Regions from separate parts of the Homo sapiens genome. Here region 1 is linked to region 2. A link is a loop called in an ENCODE intact Hi-C map of the cell type or tissue named here. Cell type or tissue: mucosa of descending colon. All regions are shown on one strand. Each heading gives the region's core, and the rest is flanking DNA. Links, peaks and the distances in the headings are about the cores only.

Region 1 (9,473 bases), core at 1,063-9,062, 620 kb before region 2:
CCTAAGAGAATATGTCTTCTGGGAGGGGCACTGTGACAAGCAAAGACATAGATACCAGGAAGTGCATGGTTACAGCAATGTGGTGGCTTGATCTGAGGTTATGGGAGGGAAGCCTGACAAGGGAACAAGGACACGTGATGTCTGGCTGGAGTAAGGAGCAGAGAATTCATGAAAGAAGCAGTAGCATTTGCCTAGGAGTTGAAGATTGGTTGAGATTTCGATGAGTTGAGGTGGGAGAAAGGCATTCAAATGCAGGGAACAGCATGCAATCCGGAGGGAACAACAAATTAGTTTTTGTTTCAGAGGATGGAGGGAGATAGAGCAGGAATGAAAGAGGAGAGAGATAAAGGCAGGCTAAGACTTGCCTGTGGATGAGGGGAGCCCCAGAGTGACAGACCTAGGGGGCATTTGTAAAAGGTGAATCAGGGGCTGTGCCCAGGAAGGATTTGGGGTTGGGCAGAAGGCCTGGATTCTGAGATCCCAGTGGGAGGCTATGGTGGTCATAAGGAATGAGGGCTGCTACAGGCCAGTGTTATGGGGATGGAGAGAAAGAATGATTTGGTAAGATTTGATGGCCAAAGCACATGGAGCTCAAAGCAGAGAGGCAGGTCAGAGGTGACTGGGCTTTCAAACCTGGGTAACCAGAGAATAAAAGACAGCCTCGTTATATGCAAGAAATTAAAATAGCATTTAAGGCTGGGCGCGGTGGCTCATGCCTGTAATCCTAGCACTTTGGAAGGCCAAGGCAGGTGGATCACGAGGTCAGGAGATTGAGATCATCCTGGCTAACACAGCGAAACCTCATCTTTACCAAAAAAAAAATACAAAAAATTAGCCGGGTGTGGTGGCACGTTCCTGCAGTCCCAGCTACTCGGGAGGCTGAGGCAGAAGAATCACTTGAACCCAGGAGACGGAGGTTACAGTGAGCCAAGATTGCACCACTGCACACCAGCCTGGGCAACAGAGCAAGACTCCATCTCAATTTAAAAAAAAAAAAAGCTTTTAAATCTACCATTACATTCATTGCAGCAGTGTTTAAAACATTGAACACTTCATTATAACAGAGAAACTCAGACACCAACATTGACGATCTTTCTTCCAGTGTTGAAGAGCTTTCTTTGTCAAAGCTGGGCACTTGGCCTCATGGTTGAGCTTCAGCCAGACTTAGAAAGCCAGCATCCCAGAGCTCAGTGACTTTGTAGGGTGGACGGAAAACCAGCTTGTAGAAGCTAAATTTTCCCCAAGACACATTACTCCTCCTTAGCATTCGTTACCATTTTTATACCATTATTGAGAAAGAAAATTAGAGAAAGATACCCCAGAGGCATTTTCTCCGCAACTGCCAGGAAGTGAGGAAATGTTCCAACGATGAAACTGATCTGGCATTTGTTTACTTTTCAGTTGCATCCAGTGTCTGCTTAAGAATGTTCTGATGGGCAGATACCTAGATTATCACACAGCAAATGCAAGCCAGAAAGGTGATAAATAGTGAAAAGGGCACCAGACTGGGCATGTGGGTTGGGAGTTCCCTTCCTGGTCCTGCCTGCTAGCTTGTGTGGCCTCATCCATGCAGCGGCACTCTCTGCCCTAGTTCCCTTCCTGAAAAACGAGGTGAATTGGGTGATTTTAAAGGTTCTTTCCAGCTCTGTGTGAGTGGATCAGTGATGTGCCTCTTGCTTTGGGTTTTCCCCAACTCTTTTTTCTCACATTCTGCATTCTGCTTTGCATGTGCAAACAGAAGGGATATTTATGTCAGATGATTTAGACCTTACTCTGGTTTTTAATAACTTTATTGACATTGAACTTTATTAATATTTTTAAAGCATCATTCTGTCTATTCTCCCTTGATCCACAAAACTGCCATGTAAAGTAAGTAAGCCAGGAGTTTTATTCCCAAATGTGCAGCTAATGATAACAATGATGATTTCTATTTACAGAGTGCCTGCCACATGTCAACATATGCCTTATATTGAATGTCTCACTTAATCACCACAATCTTCTAGGTACTGTTACTCCCACTTTACAGATAAGGAAGCTGAGACTTGTAGGGGCTGGGCCTCACCGAATGCCTCCAGCTTCCTGATGGCTGAGTCAGGATTTCAATCCTGGTCTATCAACTCCAACTCTGTGCTCTCTAAGACCTTTGGAGGTTATGTAAGGGTTGTCAACTGTCTTCCTCTACTACCCAATATTTTTTGTGGACATTTACCTCTGTACCATCAGAGAAAACCGTTGGCCAATGTGACCCTCCATTTGCTTTGTGGGCTTCCATGGCCTCCCCATGTGAAATATAAGGCCCAGATTTAAATCAGGCAAGCTGTTGACAAATGTCTATCAAGCACCCAGTATGTGTCTTACAGTCTACCACAGGCTTTGGAACCCTGAAGAAGTATTAGAAATGTCTCCTTCCATCCAGATTTTACAATCTGAGATGAAGAAACTAATTGAGCGAGTACAACATCAGTGAACGAGCAGTGTCCTGTGTTATCATGGAGACCACCAAACTTTATGGAAAGCTCATTCTGCTCCCACTGCAGCCTGGACTGTTTGGCTTAATTCTCATGAAAAGCTTATTTGATGGCTGCTACACAGTGAGAGCTTGTTGACAAAATCTACAACCAACATGCTGGTCCAAAGCAAAGACAGTTGGGGAACTTGTTCTTTGTGCAGTGGCGTCTTTGTCCTGGCCTTTGATTTGTTTCCTGGTATTTTAGCCCTGGAATTAATAGGTAAGCCAAACAGACCCAGTTCTGGCCATTATTGCATACTAATAATGGCTCAAAACAGTGGCTTGAAGCAACACACATTTATTCTGCTTTTGAATCCGAGGGTCAACTGGGCTCCGTGAGGCAGTTCTTGCTTAGGGTTCCTCAGACACTTGTAGTCAGGTGGTTCTGGGGCTGAGGTCATCTGGGAAGCTTCTTCACTCATGTGTCTGGAGCCTGGGCTGGGAAGACTCAGACAGCTGGGACCCCTTGGGCATGTCTCTCTAGGTGGCCTCCTCATGTGGTCTCTCTGTAAAACCATGAGAAGGCCCAGGAAGGCTCTCAGTGGCCTCCTTTGGGTCCTGTGCCCATTCTTGAACTCATCACTGTGGCCAGAGGGAGTTGTGCTTTGATTCTTATCTTGTTCTTACCTTGGGTCAACTCCACCCAAACTACTTAGACTGAATGTGGAAAAATGATGACTCCCAAGGGAAAATTGAAGTGAGGATGGATGATGGAAAATTAAGGCTAGCTGAGGTCCACTGGAGTTACTTGTTTCTTGCTGGTACTCATAGATGTTTGTTGATCATGGTATTGGATGGGGATAGGTCTCATACCCCTTTCCCTGAGATGCTGAGACCAGTGGCTTCTCTGCCTGGACTGGAAGCTACACATAGCTACACATAGCCTAGGGGTTGGAGCAGTGGGCAGCTTGGGGTTTTTATGAACCTACACTTCGGCTGAAGTTGCATTTTCCTACATATGTACCTTTGCTTATGCCATCTTCGCCACTCAGCATGGCCTTTCTACCCATGTCCACCATTTTAAATTAAATTGTCCAATTTGTAAGGCCGGATGTAAGAGCACACTAGCCAAAGATGAACTTTTTGTCCTCCGATCTCTGTGGCCTTGCTGTTCGAAGTGGAGCCCAAGCGCCAGCAGCATCAGCATCCCTTGGAAACTTGTCAGCAGTGTGGTCTTACTATGTACCTCAGAGCTACTGAATTAGAACCTGCATTTTAGCATGATTCCAGGTGTCATGTGGGCACAGCAAAGTCTGGGCAGCGCAATGCCAGAGCAGCAGTTCTCAGAGTGTGGTCCGGGAAAAGCTGAAGGTCTCTGAGACCCCTTCAGGGGGTTGGAAAGGTCAAACAATTTCCATACTAACATACTAATTTCTGCTGTGATAAATATAGCCGGGTGCAGTTATTCACACCTGTAAGCCCAGTACTTTGGGAGGCCGAACAAGTGGATCACTGGAATTTAGAAGTTCAAAACCAGCCTGTGCAAAATGGTGAAACTCTATCTCTACAAAAAAATTCAAAAATTAGCCGGACATGGGAGTGTATACCTGTAGTGCCAGCTACTTGGGAGGCTGAGGTGGGAGAATTGCTTGAGCTGGGAGGTTGAGGCTGCAGTGAGCCATGATTGTGCCACTGTACTCCAGCCTGGGAGACAGAGTGAGACCCTGTTTCAAAAAAATTAATGATAAATAAATAAATACAAATAGACATATGGCCAGGCGTGGTGGCTCACGCCTGTAATCCCAGCACTTTGGGGGGTCAAGGCTGGCAAATCACTTGAGCCCAGGAGTTCAAGACCAGCCTGGGCAACATGACGAAGCCCCGTCTCTACAAAGATTACAAAAATTAGCTAGGCATTGTGGCATGTGCCTGTAGTCCCAGTGACTTGGAAGGCTGAGGTGGGAGGATTGCTTGAGCCTGGGAGGAGGAGTCGCAGTGAGTCAAGATCGTGTCACTGCACTCCAGCCTGGGCGAAAGAGCAAGACCCTGTCTCAAACAAATAAACTCTCTCTCTCTCTATATATATATATATTTATATTTATGTATGTCTATATATTATGTATTTATATGTTTGCATATAAACATATAATATATATTATATATTTATATAAGTATATAGTTGATTTATATAATATATAACCTATTTTATATATAAACATTATATTTTATGTATTATGTTTATATATGTATATATGATATATTTATATATGTAAACATATAATTATATTGTATAATAAAGTATATTTATATATTTTTATATGTATTATAGGTAGACATAAACCACATAAGTTTTAAGAGTGTAAAGGGATTCTGAGACCAAAACATTTGAGAACTGCAGCTCTTGATCCTTCTGTCTCTGGCTAGGGAAAGTGTTGACCTTCCCTCCGCACTCTGGCTTCCGGCACTGAGCACAGCCCGCTAAGGGCATTGAAAGAGATCAACCTATACCTCCTTAGCCTTGAGGACAAGGAGAGGCTCCAGGGGTCACCCCCACCCACCCTGGGCATCAGGCTCTATGTAATCCACTTGCCAGGCTCATGGCTAGACACACAGCTCCTGAATATATATTTGCTGAAAACTGACAATTATAAAGATTTTGGGGGGTAATTAAAAAGAATTCAGATCCCCTAGCCCCTTGCCTTTGTCCTTTAATTTATGACACTTTTCAATGTTCAATTCACACTGCTCAAAGAGGAGCTCTTGCTCCCATTTAAAGAAAAGCAACACAGGTTAAGAAAGGGCCTCTCAACATCATGGAGTAAGCCAGTGCCATTTAGGAGCTGCGTTTCAAAATCCCCAGTGCAACTCCTTGTTGCCACACTATGGGTCTAGGAAAGGCCATAGATGAGCCCAGGGTGTTCCGATGCCTCGCTGCTGAGAATGGCTGAAACATCAAGTGGTGGTGGAGCCAGCCAGCCACTCAGGGGCCAGGAATGGAGTGCAGGGAATGTGGGTGTGGCTCGGACTTGCCTGCTCCTTCTGGACTCTACTCATCCCTACCATGCTTTCCACGAGTCCCATACTGGGCTGGTCCTGTACTTGGGAATCTCAGTTCTTTCCCTCAGCAGCGTGAAGAAATCTTCACTCTTGTTATCCTGACTGTTCCTATGAGGAAATGGAGGCTTTGAGAATAACTTGCCCAAAGTCCCAGTGGATAAATGGCAGATCTTGCCTTTAAAGACCTGCTTCTCTCCTTCTGCCAGAATGCCTCTGGCCCTCTTTCCTGATGGCTTTACTCCCCTGAGGATCTAGATTTATGATCTCCATAGTGCTTATTCATCAGTCTGATCAGAATATTGAGAAGGACTATTCTAGAACTGTCTTGGAATCAAAAGCCTATTCAGGTTGGACTGAAGCCTCCCTTCCTCCCTCCCTCTTCCTTCCTCTTCTCCTTTCTCTCCTTCTTCTCCTCCTTGTCTCTCTCCCTCTTACCCCTCCTCCTCCTCAGTAGCTCTTGGAACCCCAGGAAATGCCCTGTAAGAGGATGGACTATCCCCATTCTAGGGCTAAGAGCCTGGCGATTGTGTAGGGCAGAGAGGTTCTTGTAAAAGGCAGTGTCTCCCACCCCCCATGCCTGCCCTGACACACTCAGCAAAGAAGCAATGAGGAGATTGATTCTCCAGGGTCTCCCACCCTGTAAAGGGCAACTTCACACTCCTGGACCCAAGGCCCTTGAAATATCACATTCAAAATCCACTGGGCTGTTTCTAGGGCCCACTCCATCCAAGGTAAACTGTTCATTACCCAGCGATAGGGGCTCAGGTGGGGGGCGAGGGGGCTATGGAGAAGTGAGCTCATTGAAATCCGGATAATCCCCAAACCTCATTTTCCCTACTGCATACGACTGCCTCTGCCCTGCCCCCTTTTACCAGAGCGGCCAAGAAGCCACTGGACCGCTTTGCCTGGTGCTCCTTTTATCTTCCTGGCCCGAGGGGTCCATGGGCTAATGATCAGTGAAATCAGGAAAGGCCGAGAGGCCCAGCTAATCCACAAATTGGATCATCCGCCCCTGAATAATCAAGAGCTGCTGGCACAAAAGTTGGTTTCTCTCTTTGATCATCAGCACGCAGAGGACACACCTACATTTGCTTCCTGTGGGAGTCCTCTGGGGAATTCGAGGCTGGTTCTGTTTGGCCAGATACAATTCAAATGCAGGACTAAAAAATCCCAGTGTCCCAGTGTCCCTGGGTACTGTTTTAATGTGACAGCGAGGAGAGAATTGAAATTCTAAAGAGGTCGTGTAAACTCTCGAGATTTGATGAGCCAGTTCCATTCTGTGTTGTAGACACTTCTCCACCAAGGGGGGGATTTAATCATATGTAAACCTTATCATGCCATATCTAATGTTGTATATCTTAATAATAGTGATATATCGCAGTGATGCTGACAAGAATAGTTCAGGCATCCACTGCTTTAAGAAAACCTGAGGTACAGAAACCATACTTCTGGAAGAAGAAAGAAGAATGGTTTGTCATTATTTGTGTTCCAAGATGGTTTTTTCCCTCCCCTTAACTAAGGCTTTCTTTTAGATTCTTTTAGGTAGCAAGCATATCGGTGACTTTCAAGTGATTTAACTGATAAAAACTGCATTTACATACAAGCTGTCATGTATGGGTTCATGTGGTACATGCAACTGTGTTCACAATTTTTCATGATCATTAAGGAGCATCCACCTACACTTGATCTTGGCCAACAAGCTGAACCTGATAGATGTCCTCTTCTCGGGCTAGGAAATTCCCATGCACTGTGGTGTTATAAGAGTGGGTTCCAAAGTGAAGGGAAACTGAGAATTTCGTTGGGAAATTTTTTAAAAGAAGAAACATTTTAAAAGAAGGGAAATGTTCCCATGTTATGCCTTTGCAATGGCATGGACCCTAGACTCTCTTTGGACTCAGATAGACATGGGACTGAATTCCGACTCTGCCACTTATGGACAATGTTATTTACTGTCTCAGAGCTTCAGTTTCTACCTATGCTTCCACATCCTTCTCAAAATCCTCTAATACTTTTTCTTCTCACCCAGAATAACATCTGCAAGGCCTCATCACAGCCTGTAGGACCCATATGATCTGGCTGCTGATCTCTTCATTCTCTTGTTCACCAAGCTTTCACAACCCAGCCCAGCAAAGCTCACTTCTGCCCCAGGAACTTTGCACATGCTCTTTCTGATCCAGGGAAGCTATTTCTCCAGACCTTTGCATGGCTCCCACTCTTACCTCATTCAGTTCTTTGCTCAAATGTTATCTTCTGAAATATTGTCTTCCTGGCCACACATCCTCAGGTCCCTCTCTGGGCCCTCTGCAAGCTTGATTTCACTTCACAGCACTTATTGCCTGACATATATCATATTTATTCCTTTGTCGATTAATTTCATGTTTGTATTTGTTGACAAAAATGTGAGGTCATGAGGCAGGGGCTTTGTCTTATTTGTCCTTGTGTTCCCACTACCTAGGACTTTGCCTGCACCTGGCATAGACACCTAGTGATAGTAGACTGAATCACTTTGGGAACTGGTGATCATGAGATGTCGCCAGGATTAGTAACCATGTGGGTAAAGCCTGGCAAGAGCAAGTAAATGATAAGTACTATTATTGTCACTAATATTATGAGCCCAAGGCCTAGTAAACATTGTTTGTAAATACTTGCTGAATCTGTTGGACTTGAAGGGCTCAAGGGACCTATAATGGATGGCAGGTCAATTCCTCTTAATGAACACAGCCTCAGGAACCTGTGTTTCTGAAGCACCTGTCAAGACCCCCTCCTCCTGTTCAAGGGTCTAAAACTCAAAAGCTTGCAGGGGCTAGACAGATAATATAAACAACTGAAGCTGTTTGAGTGGGAGCTGTTGAACTGGAAAGGCCATGTTCAACTCCAGGTAAAGACCTAGGGTTGCCAGAACTCTTACTTTTTCAAGACAAATTGGAAATCCAGACTTTTATATAAAATCTCCTAATTTTAAAATGTTGTTTACTGACATATTTTGGATGTTTATTCCCTCCAAATCTCATGTTGAAATGTGATTTCCAATGTTGGAGGAGGAGCCTAATGAGAGGTGTTTTGGTCATGGGGGCAGATCCCTCATGAATGGCTTGGTGCCCTCCCTTCAGCAATGAGTGAATTCTTGCTCTATTAGTTCACATGAGAACCGATTGTTAAAAAAAGGCTGGTACCTTCCCTTTCTCTCTCTTGCTCCTTCTCTTCCAAGTGACACACTGGCTCCCCTTGCCTTCCACCATGATTAAATGCTTCCTCAGGCCTCACCAGAAGTGGACGCTGGTGCTATGCTTCATGTACAGCCTGCAAAGCCATGAGCCCTCTTTTATTTGTAAATTACCTAGTCTCAGGTATTCCTTTATAGCAACATAAAATGGACTAATACAGTTATTATGTTGGGGGTTGACAAGACCACCTCCATGTTTGGAGATCCACTAGAAGGACTCACAGAACTCAGCATTTGTTTGTCACCACTTCTAAGTTTTAGTACAATGTGGTAGGGGTACACAGGCAGATCACAGGGGGAAAGACATAAGCAGAGCCTGGGGGAATCCATGCACAGCCTTCCTTATGTTCACTCCCTCCTAGAGGGCTCACACACTGCCCACTTTTCCCCAAGCAGCAAAAATGCAGCAACATGTGTGTGATGTTTCAGCCCAACGAAGCCCATTAGATTCCTTGCCCAAGCTTTTTTATTGGGGGCTGGTCACTCTGCCAGCATGTACTGAAATTCCAGACTCCCAGGAGGAAAGCAGATGTCCAGCATAAACCCCATTGTGATAAGAATGTCACAGTGAGCCACTCTTACCAGTTACAGAATGTTTCACTTCCATGTAAGGAACTGTTTACCAGCCAGGTTTCAAGATGCCAGTCAAGGGCCACCCTTGCAAGTAGACCTTTCTAAGGAGAGCAGTTTCAGGCTTTCTATGTCAACTCTTTACACAGTTACTAAATAAAAAATTGTAAGCTT
Region 2 (9,473 bases), core at 555-8,554:
ACAATAAGACCCCATCTGCTTGTAGCTATTGACCTCAGAAAACAACGGGATAGTGAGCCGGCTGGGAGAGGGCTGCTTAGCTCCAAAGTATTTGGTGTCTGCCCCCCTCCCCGCACCCCTCCCTCCCACACACACCTCCTCGCCTTCTTTCTCTTTGGCCTAAAGGAAGCCTTTTCTAGGGTCTCAGGGATGCAGGGACCACCCCTTCTCTGAAGGAGAAAAGGCCCTGATCCATCCTCATGACCCTGGCTCTGGGTTTTCAGCCTTGCCCCTTGGATGGTGCCAATAAGAAAGGGAGGGCCTTCCACATTCCTCTAACCGGCTGCGTGGGGCAGGGTCTCTCTTATCTGGGTCTTCCTTATCTCCCCTTTCAACTGATGCAATTTCAGGATTAAAAACTCCTGAATAACAAAAACAAGCCGGATTGGCTTTCTCTGCCTACTGATGACATTTGCAAGGAGACTGCAGCCCCTTCCCCCACCTATGAGCAAAAAGGAGAGGGAGGGAAGCAGGGACAATCCAGAAAAAAAAAAATGTGCTTTGACCACCAGATAGGAATGGGAAGGGGCCACAGGAAACCTCCTTAGGAAGGTGAAGTTCCCCTCAAATACTAGTCTGGGAGGAGGGCCCACTGAGAAAGGAGGGAGGGAAAGCGGGAAAACCAGGAGAGGATTGAACTGTTGGTGTGTGCCTCAAAAGCCTGCACCTCTGCCCACCTGCTTCCACACCCAAGTCTTCTGGCATTTACTTGCTGGGTCCTGCCTTGGATATGGTAGCTTGCTGAACCAAGTTAAGTCCCTGTCAGGCCTGTTCATCTCTAAAACTGTCTGGAAAGAAGGATCTTTGCCGGCATCTCCAAACCTAGCTACAGAGAGGAAGGCTGGGCAGCCTACTCCTGGGGCAGGCAGGAGGCTGGGGTAACCAGCTGTCCTATGACAAAGAGTCCAGGCCTAGCATACTGCAGCGACTCAGATCTGGGTCGAGGCTCATCCCCTCCTCCCCCAACTGCCCAAGCAGGAGAAGGAGCTGGTCCCCTACCTACCCAGGCCCATAAGAAGGAAAGTGGCCAAGAACAAAGCCAAGGCCCTCTCCAGAGCAGAACTGGGGTTTTGATTCGTAATTAGCTGAGCGGGGAGAAATAGCCCAAGAAATGCACACAGCCCCAAAAAGGCCCCACTGCCCGTTCTGCATCCGGGACATGTTGAAGTGTTGTTGTATGTGTGTGCAGAGGCACGGACTCTTGTAATAAAATCGTTCCTAGTCTCCCGGCCAGCCCGAGCCGTGCAGCCTGACAGCTCAATCACTCTATCCATCAGGCGAGTCAATCAAAGCAGCTTTTCGGAGGTTCAGGGAGCCCGACGTGTCAATAACGGGGCTCGAGATGGCGGGAGCTGATAGTGCGCATCGATCCGCGCCCGGCCGGCAGCTGTGGGGCGGCGAGAGACCAGCCAGAGGAAAGCGGCGCGTGGCTACGTTGTTCCCGGCCCCCTGCCGGACCGGGTGTCTGGAGTGCTGATCTTGGGCCAAAGCTTCTGCCGCTCTCCCAGACACTGCGGGCCGGGGCGTCAGGCAGGCCTTGGCCTTCTCTCCCGGAGCCCAGCTCAGGTCTCCTCCTCGGGTTCGCCAAGCGCGAGGGGCACACGGAAAAGTGGTGGAAGGAAAGCCGAGAAAAACAGGCCTACGGATGCCAGAAGTCTGCTGGATGTGCGGGTGAAAAAAGGAAAGCGCCGCGCGGGGAGGATGCGGGAACCGTTCCGCGGAGAAGCTACGGAGGAAACTGGCTCTCATGCCCTTGGACACGCTTCCTGGCCTGAGCCTGACCTGTTTTCTCTCCTCTCCCACTGTTTTTCAGCTCCAGAAAACCAGGGGCTGCCAGCACCCACCTTTTTGGCAACTGCCTTTCCCTGGTTTCTACCCACCCGGGTCAGACTCTTTTCGCTACCCAGCCGGGGGAGAGGGACGGCTTTCAGACGCTTTCCTCCCTGTCTTCCTGTGTTTCCCATGTTTATCAATGTAAACGGTCTCTCCGCAGAAAATATCGAGATGGTGTTTGTGTCTGTAAGGACACACAGTGAATATAATTTTTCTGAACAAGGCCTTCTCTGGTCAAATCTGGCCTTCGGACGATCAGGCTGGTGGGATTTCAGACACACATCACTAGGCCCACCTTCCTGCCTTATCTAAACACCCTGGAAAGAAAATCACTGACTATGTACTTTTCCTAAGAATAATAAAGATAAGAGACAAAGAAGGCCCCAGGGATTCAGAGTTCAAAATCAAAGAATCGAGACCCGAGCCTCCTGTGCCACGAGCTGTAGCTTCTCGGGTGGTGGCCGCAGAGGCCAGGATCGCATAGCTGGATGAACATTCGGTTGTGACTGGAACTGGGGTGAGGAAGCAGGCGTGAGAGACTGGAGTACCCGAGGCCGGGTTTGCTCTCCCTAGCGCCGCAGCTTGGCGTTCTGGGGCGGTCCGCGGGGCCAGAAGGCATGGCGCAGCCCGGAGTTGGGTACTCACCGGAGGATGGACGATCCGAATAACGTGTGCAGTACACCCAGGCGGGCCATACGAGAGGCTGCTGCGAGTCAGTTTTGACCACGGGCCCGCCGTTGGCTGAGCCCATAAGTAGGATAGCCGGGTTGCCGTGCTCCGGGTATTTGGTGCCCTGCGCTCCGGGGCTCCCCGCGCCGCCTCCACTGCCGCCGCCACCGGTGTCCGAGGGCTTGGCTGCTGCGGCCGCCGCCGCCGCCGCCACTGCCGCCGCGGCCGCCGCCGCCGCCGCAGCCGGGTTCCCAGCTTTAGACGCGCCCGCGCCGGCGGCGGCTGGCTGGGAGCCGTCGGGTGGGCCACAGTTCGCGTCCGGGGCGCACAGGAGCGAGGCAGCGCCTGGCGCCCGGGTGCCCAACGGGTGGACAGGGTCTCTACCTGCGGCAGTCTGGCCTCTGTCACGCTCGACCCGGCCTCCTCCTCCTGCGCCTCCTCTGGCCGCCGCAGCCACCAGAAGCTGCGGTGGCGGCTGCTCCTTTTTGCAGCCGAAGTCCGGCCTCAGGATGTTGTCGATGAAAAAGTTGGTGGTGCGGTGCAGCTGGGCCGCTGGCTGCGGCTGGTGAGCAGGCGCCGCGAGATGCTGAGGCGGCGGGGGCGGGGGGTGTGGGGGGAGGTGCGGGTGGTGGGCCAGGGGCGGCAGGCAAGGCGCCGCGGGCGGCGAGGGGGGCGCAGGCTGCGGGGACACCGGCACGCTGTCTCCATCGCTGCCGCTGCCGCTGCTGCCGCTGGCGCCCGGACTGAGGCTCAGGCTGAGGCCGCCCGGAGTCGCCGCCGCCGCCGCGCCGAGGGCCGAGTCGCGCTGACTTTTAGGTTCCGGCTGCTGTTCTTCCATGCTCGGCCGCCCCGCCGCCCCGGCCGCCGCGCCGGCCCCCGCCCCCACCGCCTCGCTCCCCACCCCACTTTGCCAGCGGCCCGTGGGGGTGCGCGGAGGAAGGAGGCAGGCGAAGCCTCAGCGAAGGCACGGGGCGGGTGCAGGAAAAAAGCTCAGGCGTCTGGCCTGGATCGCTCGTTCTTATCTAGCAGATAGATCTCGCTGTCTCTCCCTCTCTAATTTGTAGACATCCAGATATGGAGACACTTGGCTATTTCTTTTTTCTTTCTGCAACCAGATTCAATGATTTGATTTAAATGGGGAGTAAGCCACGGCCAAAAAAATGAAGGAAAAAAAGAAAAAGAAAAGGAAAAAGAAAGCAAGAAAAAAAGCTCCAATAATTTTTTTCTTAAAGGGAAAAAAATAGTATTTAAAGTCTAGCCATCTTCCTAGGCAGTAGTGAGGGGTTTGACTTCCCCGAGTGTCACGCTCAGCTGTGCCCAGAGCGTGAGGCTGGCAGCGCCTTTAATCGCCTTTGCTTTTTTTGCAGGGAGAGCGCGTCTCCGCCAGCGCCGGGCTGTTTTTTTTTTTTTTTTTTTTTTTTTTTTTTTCAAATCTCTGACAGCTCGGATCTTTGCACAAACTCTCTCGCTTAAAAAAAAAATCACCCAGGCACACTTTTTGCCTTCAAACCGGAAGCACGTGAGTCAGGGCCGCACGTGTGCGGAGCCAATGGCGAGCCGGGACTCGCGCTGACACTCGGGCCTCGGCCCAATGGGCGCGCGCGGGACTTTGCGGATAAATAATCCGGGGGCGTCAACCGCTGGCGGAGAGGGGGCGCCTCGGCGCTGGCCCTGTGCGTCGGGTCCGCCCTCCCCCACCCGCGCCCGCACCCGCGTCCCTCCCCCTCCTTCAGGCCGGGACTCAGGAGGGGGCAGAAGAAACCCGGGAGGGGTGAATTTTGGGATGTAGGCAAATGGAGAAGCAACTCCATAAACAACTTGTTAGAGAAATGCAGGATTATGGGTCTGTGAGCTACGGGAGCAGGGGCAGTAGGCAGGAGCCTGGCTGTTTTGCACCCCCACGCCTAAGAAACTCAGCTTTTTATTTTCTCCTCTGTCTCTGGTTGCTGTTATTGAAGGATGGGTGGTTGTTGTCACTGCCGGTTTGTGTGTTTGTGGGTGGGTGTGGGTTTGGGTGTGTGTAGTGGAGGGAGGGGGAGTGAGACAGGGAGGTCGGTGATGTGAAATAGACCTAGAGTTGGTTACTTTCAGAGGCGCAATTTGTTTTTCACAAATAGCAAAATCTGAAAGGCCCGCTGCGCCTAGCTAGCGTCGCACGTTTACGTTTGTACGTCTCCTGCCGGCCCGCTGCATTGCTTTCCCTTTGTGGGGAATCCGCACCCATGCCCTTCCCGGTCCAGACTTTCGACAACACCCTGGAGCTGCCCTGGCGCCATAGAGCCAAGCCCAGAGGGCTAGGAATAGCCCCAGAGCCAGTTGCCTGGACCTTCCCTGGCAGTGGGAGTCCGGGCAACGCAGATTAATCTCAGGAGGGCCCCGGGGCCGGCGAGTCAGAACGCGGATGCGCGCTAGGCCCTAGCTTTTAGAGTTCAGGGTAACCTCTGTGTTAGATTTCCCTGCAAAGTAAAATCAAATAAATGAAAGCGCTGCACCCCAAGTATTTGCCCTGGCTAGCTGAAGTTGTGAACAGGGAGTTTCCCTCAATTGCCGGGTGACTGAATTTCCTGGGATTGCTCCCAACTCCCTGGGTGCCTCCGGCTCCAGCTCTGTGCGTTCTTCCCTAGTTTGAGGGAAATGCCGTTCCTCCAGCTGCTATCATTCTCCCGTCTGCCGATCTCTTTTTCGCTATTTCCTGGTCGAGGCACCCCCAAAATTTTCTCATAACCGGGAATGTGAGGGACGGGGGTGGCGTGTGGACTGAAGCTCTAGGCACCTGCGGGACTTGTCTCCGGATTCGTTTTGGAGGACCAGTATCCGACTATGCTGAAGCCTGCGGTGGCCGAGAAAGGCGTCAGCAAACGAGGCCTTCGGGGGTGTCATCTTAGAGCTCCAGCGGACCTCCTCGCCCTGAACGCCCTCCGCAACTGGGACAGTAGAGAAAGGATCCCTTTGGAAATATTGTCTATTTGTGACATGCGAAAGAATCCCCCTACCTCCAGTTTTCCAGAAAAGTCACAGAGGGTTAGGCTAGGAGGAACATGCAACTAAACCCACAACAAGCCGAACCACCACCACAGTAGCTGAAGTTTCTCAAAAGGGCTGGTGGAGAGCAGGAATTTATATTGCTCACCGCATCTTGGGAGCAGGCGAGGGTCCCCCGATTTCCGGGGCTGAGTTCCCGGCTAGACTTGCGCTGCAGCCTAGGGGAGAAAACCTCTCTCCCTAACGCTGCGCTGCAGTCTTCTCTACCTTCCCAAGCCGCCTCCAACCCCACCTTGGAGTCTCCCGAGTCCTCTTCAGTAGCACACCCAAGGGCTCCCCGAAATCTCCAGGCGCCCCCACCCCTTCTCCCCGAAATGGGGGTGGGATTTTATTTATATTTAAGTTCGCAAAATTGAAATCTTTATCCCGCAAGCAAGCGTGGGTACTTAATTAAATTCTAATTAGGACACTATCAATATCCTATTTAGCTGCGTAGCTTTTGTGCGCCGCGGTCCCTTTCAGCGCGGTAAATAGGGTCTCGACGCCTTATCTCGCCTGCAGGAGACGCCTCGAGAAGGGCTGCGGAAGATAATTTATAGGTTTTAATTACTCTTCATTCCGCCTGATCAGCTTGGCGTTCATCACAGGCCTGTGAATAAAACCCTGGTCAAAAGCTCTGTCACATCGCGCTGGCAAGACGCTTAATCAAAGTGAGCGGCCCCGCGCGCCGCGCGGCCCGGCTCCTCCACGTAATTTCCAGCCAGCTGATAAAGCCAGCTGAATAATACGGCGGCCCTTTGGAGACACCATTTACAGAAATGACTTTATTGACGGCTTAACGTCGGTAATTCATTTTACCTTTCATGTAGTGGAGCCCGGATTTGTTACAGTAATGGGATGATAAATGCACCCGCGGCCCACGAGCTCGAGCTGGATTAGGCGGCACTCTGCGCGCTGGCTCGTCCCCCCACCTCCCCGAGGCCCGGCCTGGGCCGGACGCTCGGTACCCCGCGCCGCTCTGCGCTCCATGACCTCCACCCAGACCCTACGCCCTCTTCTCCCTCCTGCAAATGAACATGCCATTGGGAACTCTGTGTGAGCGCATTGGCGTCTTGTCAAGCATGCGAGTGAAGTGTGTGAGGGCTGAGTGAACAAATGTTGGCCGAGAGGGATGGGTGAGGGTTTCACAGGACTCTGAGTGAGCCCAGGATTGGGCGTGTGAGTGAGGAACTACGGGCAGGGTGAGTTGTGTGTACAAGTATGTGAGTAAAGGGTTAGGGTGTGTGTAAAGGATTGTATATGCACGAGTGGGTATATTTGTGTGGCGGTCCTTTTGGGGGTACTCGTTTCTGCCTTTGGGAGCTAAGGAATTACTTTCAACTTGATAGATGCCCAGGCCGGGGTGGCAGAGAGGTGGGCCTGCAGGTAGCAGGTGGGGAAGCCTGACTCAAATGGAATAGAGCCCCTTTCTCCAAATGCCATCTGCTCTTGGGCCGAAGGTAGGGAAGTGTGGGGGTACCCAGTGCGTATTTCTATGGCCTTGTAGTTCTGAGCTATGCAGTCACCTGAGCTAGAGGCGCACAGAAGGCCATGGACTGGGCTGCGTCTCTGCAATAAGTTGATTGTCCCCAAGTACCCTTTTCTTGGGGATAGCCCAGATAAAAGTGGAGAACGACAAGAAAGATAAAGATTCTATTTTGTCTCAAATGCCAAAGTTGGGGGAGGGGTGCTACATTTTTTCACTTGAAGGAAGGAGGTCCCAACGAGGCCTTCAGTGATCGGGAGTTGGGTAAATAGGACAGAGAGAGACCCCAACCGTCCTTCCCTTCTCCAGTCCTTGGACTTCCTGCATTTTCTGAGGATAGGCAGGGGCTCCCAGTGAGCAAAAGGCACCTGGCCAAACAGAGGAGAATGATGCATACTTGTTTGAGGAGCTGCTAGCTAGGGGAGTTTGGGGATCATATAGTCGGAAGACTGGCATGTGTTTATCAGAGTGAAGGCTGAGAAATTTTACCTTTCTTTCTCTCCTTTTCTAATTTTGGGAAAAACGCTCAGCGGTCTTGAAGAGTGGCCCGTGGCTGTGGGGAACAGAGTGTATATTTGTGTTTATTTGCTTGGTATGTGAGAGCCACCCAGAGAGAAAATTAGTCTATAAAAGTATTGTGTGTGTGTGTGTGTGTGTGTGTGTGTGTGTGTGTAGTTGTGTGTGGCAGGAGGCCCCTGTATGTATGTGAATGTTAATGTGTACACCCAAGTCAGCCCCACTAGTCAGGCATGAAGAAATGTATTTGCTGAGGGTTTTGGTGTATGCTGTTCAGAAAAGAAGACCAGCCTGTGTGTCCATAGAATTTTGGATTTTGTGTAAGCAAAGACAAATGCCAGGGTCCTGCTTGTTTCCACCTCTCTTTCGAGGATGAGGACCAGAAGGAGAATTACGAAAGAAATTCTTGCAGCCTGGCGAGGGGTGTGCGCCATGGGCTGGGAGTAGGAGCATGTTGCATGCACAGGGTGGTAATCGCATTTCGAGTGTAGATCAGATGGCGGTGGGGCCTCGTGGTGCGGGACATGAATGAGTTGTCGCAACACAATAGCGTGCAGCCTTCCTACGGGGACTGGATGACCAGCGGTTTTGTTGGGAGTGAATGCGAGGAGATTTCTGCTACAAGTGCCGCGTTATTATGAGCTACAAGGTCAGACTATACATCGCAGGTCCCCAAAGCCTATGGACCTTGGGAAATGTGGGGCCTCGAGTCACGTCATTGTACCTGACAGTCTTTTTCAATAGACTAATTCAATTAGTGCTCGCGGTTTCGGTCTTCATCTGGAGCCCATAATAATGTGGGGGTGGGTGGGTGCTGGGGATTCGTTTGGGTATTGGTTAGGGATCCTAAGCAATTCTGTCCAAAGTGGAGTGGGACTAGGGGAGGCAGCAAAGGAAAAAAACCGGTGGCCGGGGGGTGCATGGGGGGCAAACCATTGAAAATAAAACGCTCTGCTGACAAAATAAAATGCTCCGTTGACTCCTGAAATTGGGGCAGTAGCTTTGTTTGTAGAGGACTCAGAGCATTCCTTGAAGGGGGTGAGGGACAGGGAGGATTTCTTTTTTTCTGTATATATGAAATAAGACTAAAAATGTCTAGGTATCTAGAAAGCCCGAGAAAAAGCCCACTGTTGGAGGTTGTCACCTTCGTGGATTTCAGTATTTGGATTTATGTCCCCATCATCCGGTCTTCCCCCAGAGTTTTCTCCCTCTTATCTAAGGCAGTTCACAGCATGGACCGTTTTGTTCTAGAAATAGTGCCTCTCTCTCTCCTCTCTCTCTCTCAAGCTCAGACAAACTGAGACCTTTCTCCTCTTGACTCCCCGCGGGAAACGGTGGAAAGATATCAATGATTTCTGTACATTGCACCCGGTGGCCAGGATTCAGAAAGCGCTCCTGGGGCCCTGGTTTCCTCTCTGAGCCCCGCCGGCTGTCCACAGGCCCGCGCCGGGCGCAGAGGGCGCCAGGGTGCAAACACCCGAACTGTCGCCGCTCGCGGGTTTGCAGGCGGCCTTCGGGCTGCGCGGGGATGTCCGGGAGCCCGACGCAGGGCCCCTTGGCTCGGATTACGGGAAGAGGAGCCTTCACTGGCCCCCCTCGGAATTTCAAACCTCGCTGGGACTGTATCACACAGCCAGACAGGCCTCTGGAGCTGAGAATTTTAGACTTCGCTGCTCCGGGAAGCAAGAGGACTACATACAATTCCCTATTTATTTTTCTTCACTTTAATCTGACATCCCGCTTTTTATGCTTACACTGAATCCTACCCAAACCCCAGAACCCAGACCCGAATTTGGGTTTAACCCCTTTCTCTTTCGCCGAAAAAAAGAAAAAATCCGGAGTTAATTCAATGTCTACGCCTGAATTTTCTTCTATTTTTTTATTTTGCTTTTCTCCCTGTATGGCTCCC

Evidence for each region. Peaks named below come from ENCODE experiments on the same cell type or tissue, not always from the same donor. Only the 100,000 strongest peaks of a DNase experiment are listed, where the experiment ranks them.
Region 1: a loop joins it to region 2, with 5 times the contacts of the local background. A loop is called at or near these places in 86 of 110 quality-filtered maps.

What each region holds. Positions count from the first base shown.
Region 1 is chr2:118,226,496-118,235,968 of GRCh38, forward strand. LOC105373578 (a long non-coding RNA gene) reads right to left here and starts at 93. Exons shown (of 5, transcript XR_923249.3): 1 at 1-93. In mucosa of descending colon, for the core only: no CTCF peak of the experiment used is centred there; no DNase peak of the experiment used is centred there.
Region 2 is chr2:118,843,789-118,853,261 of GRCh38, forward strand. It overlaps EN1 (engrailed homeobox 1), which reads right to left and starts at 3,860. Exons shown (of 2, transcript NM_001426.4): 1 at 2,518-3,860. The coding sequence starts at 3,379. RefSeq lists enhancers at 879-1,528, 1,529-2,178, 6,447-6,999 and a silencer at 1,445-1,739. In mucosa of descending colon, for the core only: no CTCF peak of the experiment used is centred there; a DNase peak (open chromatin) is centred at 4,146.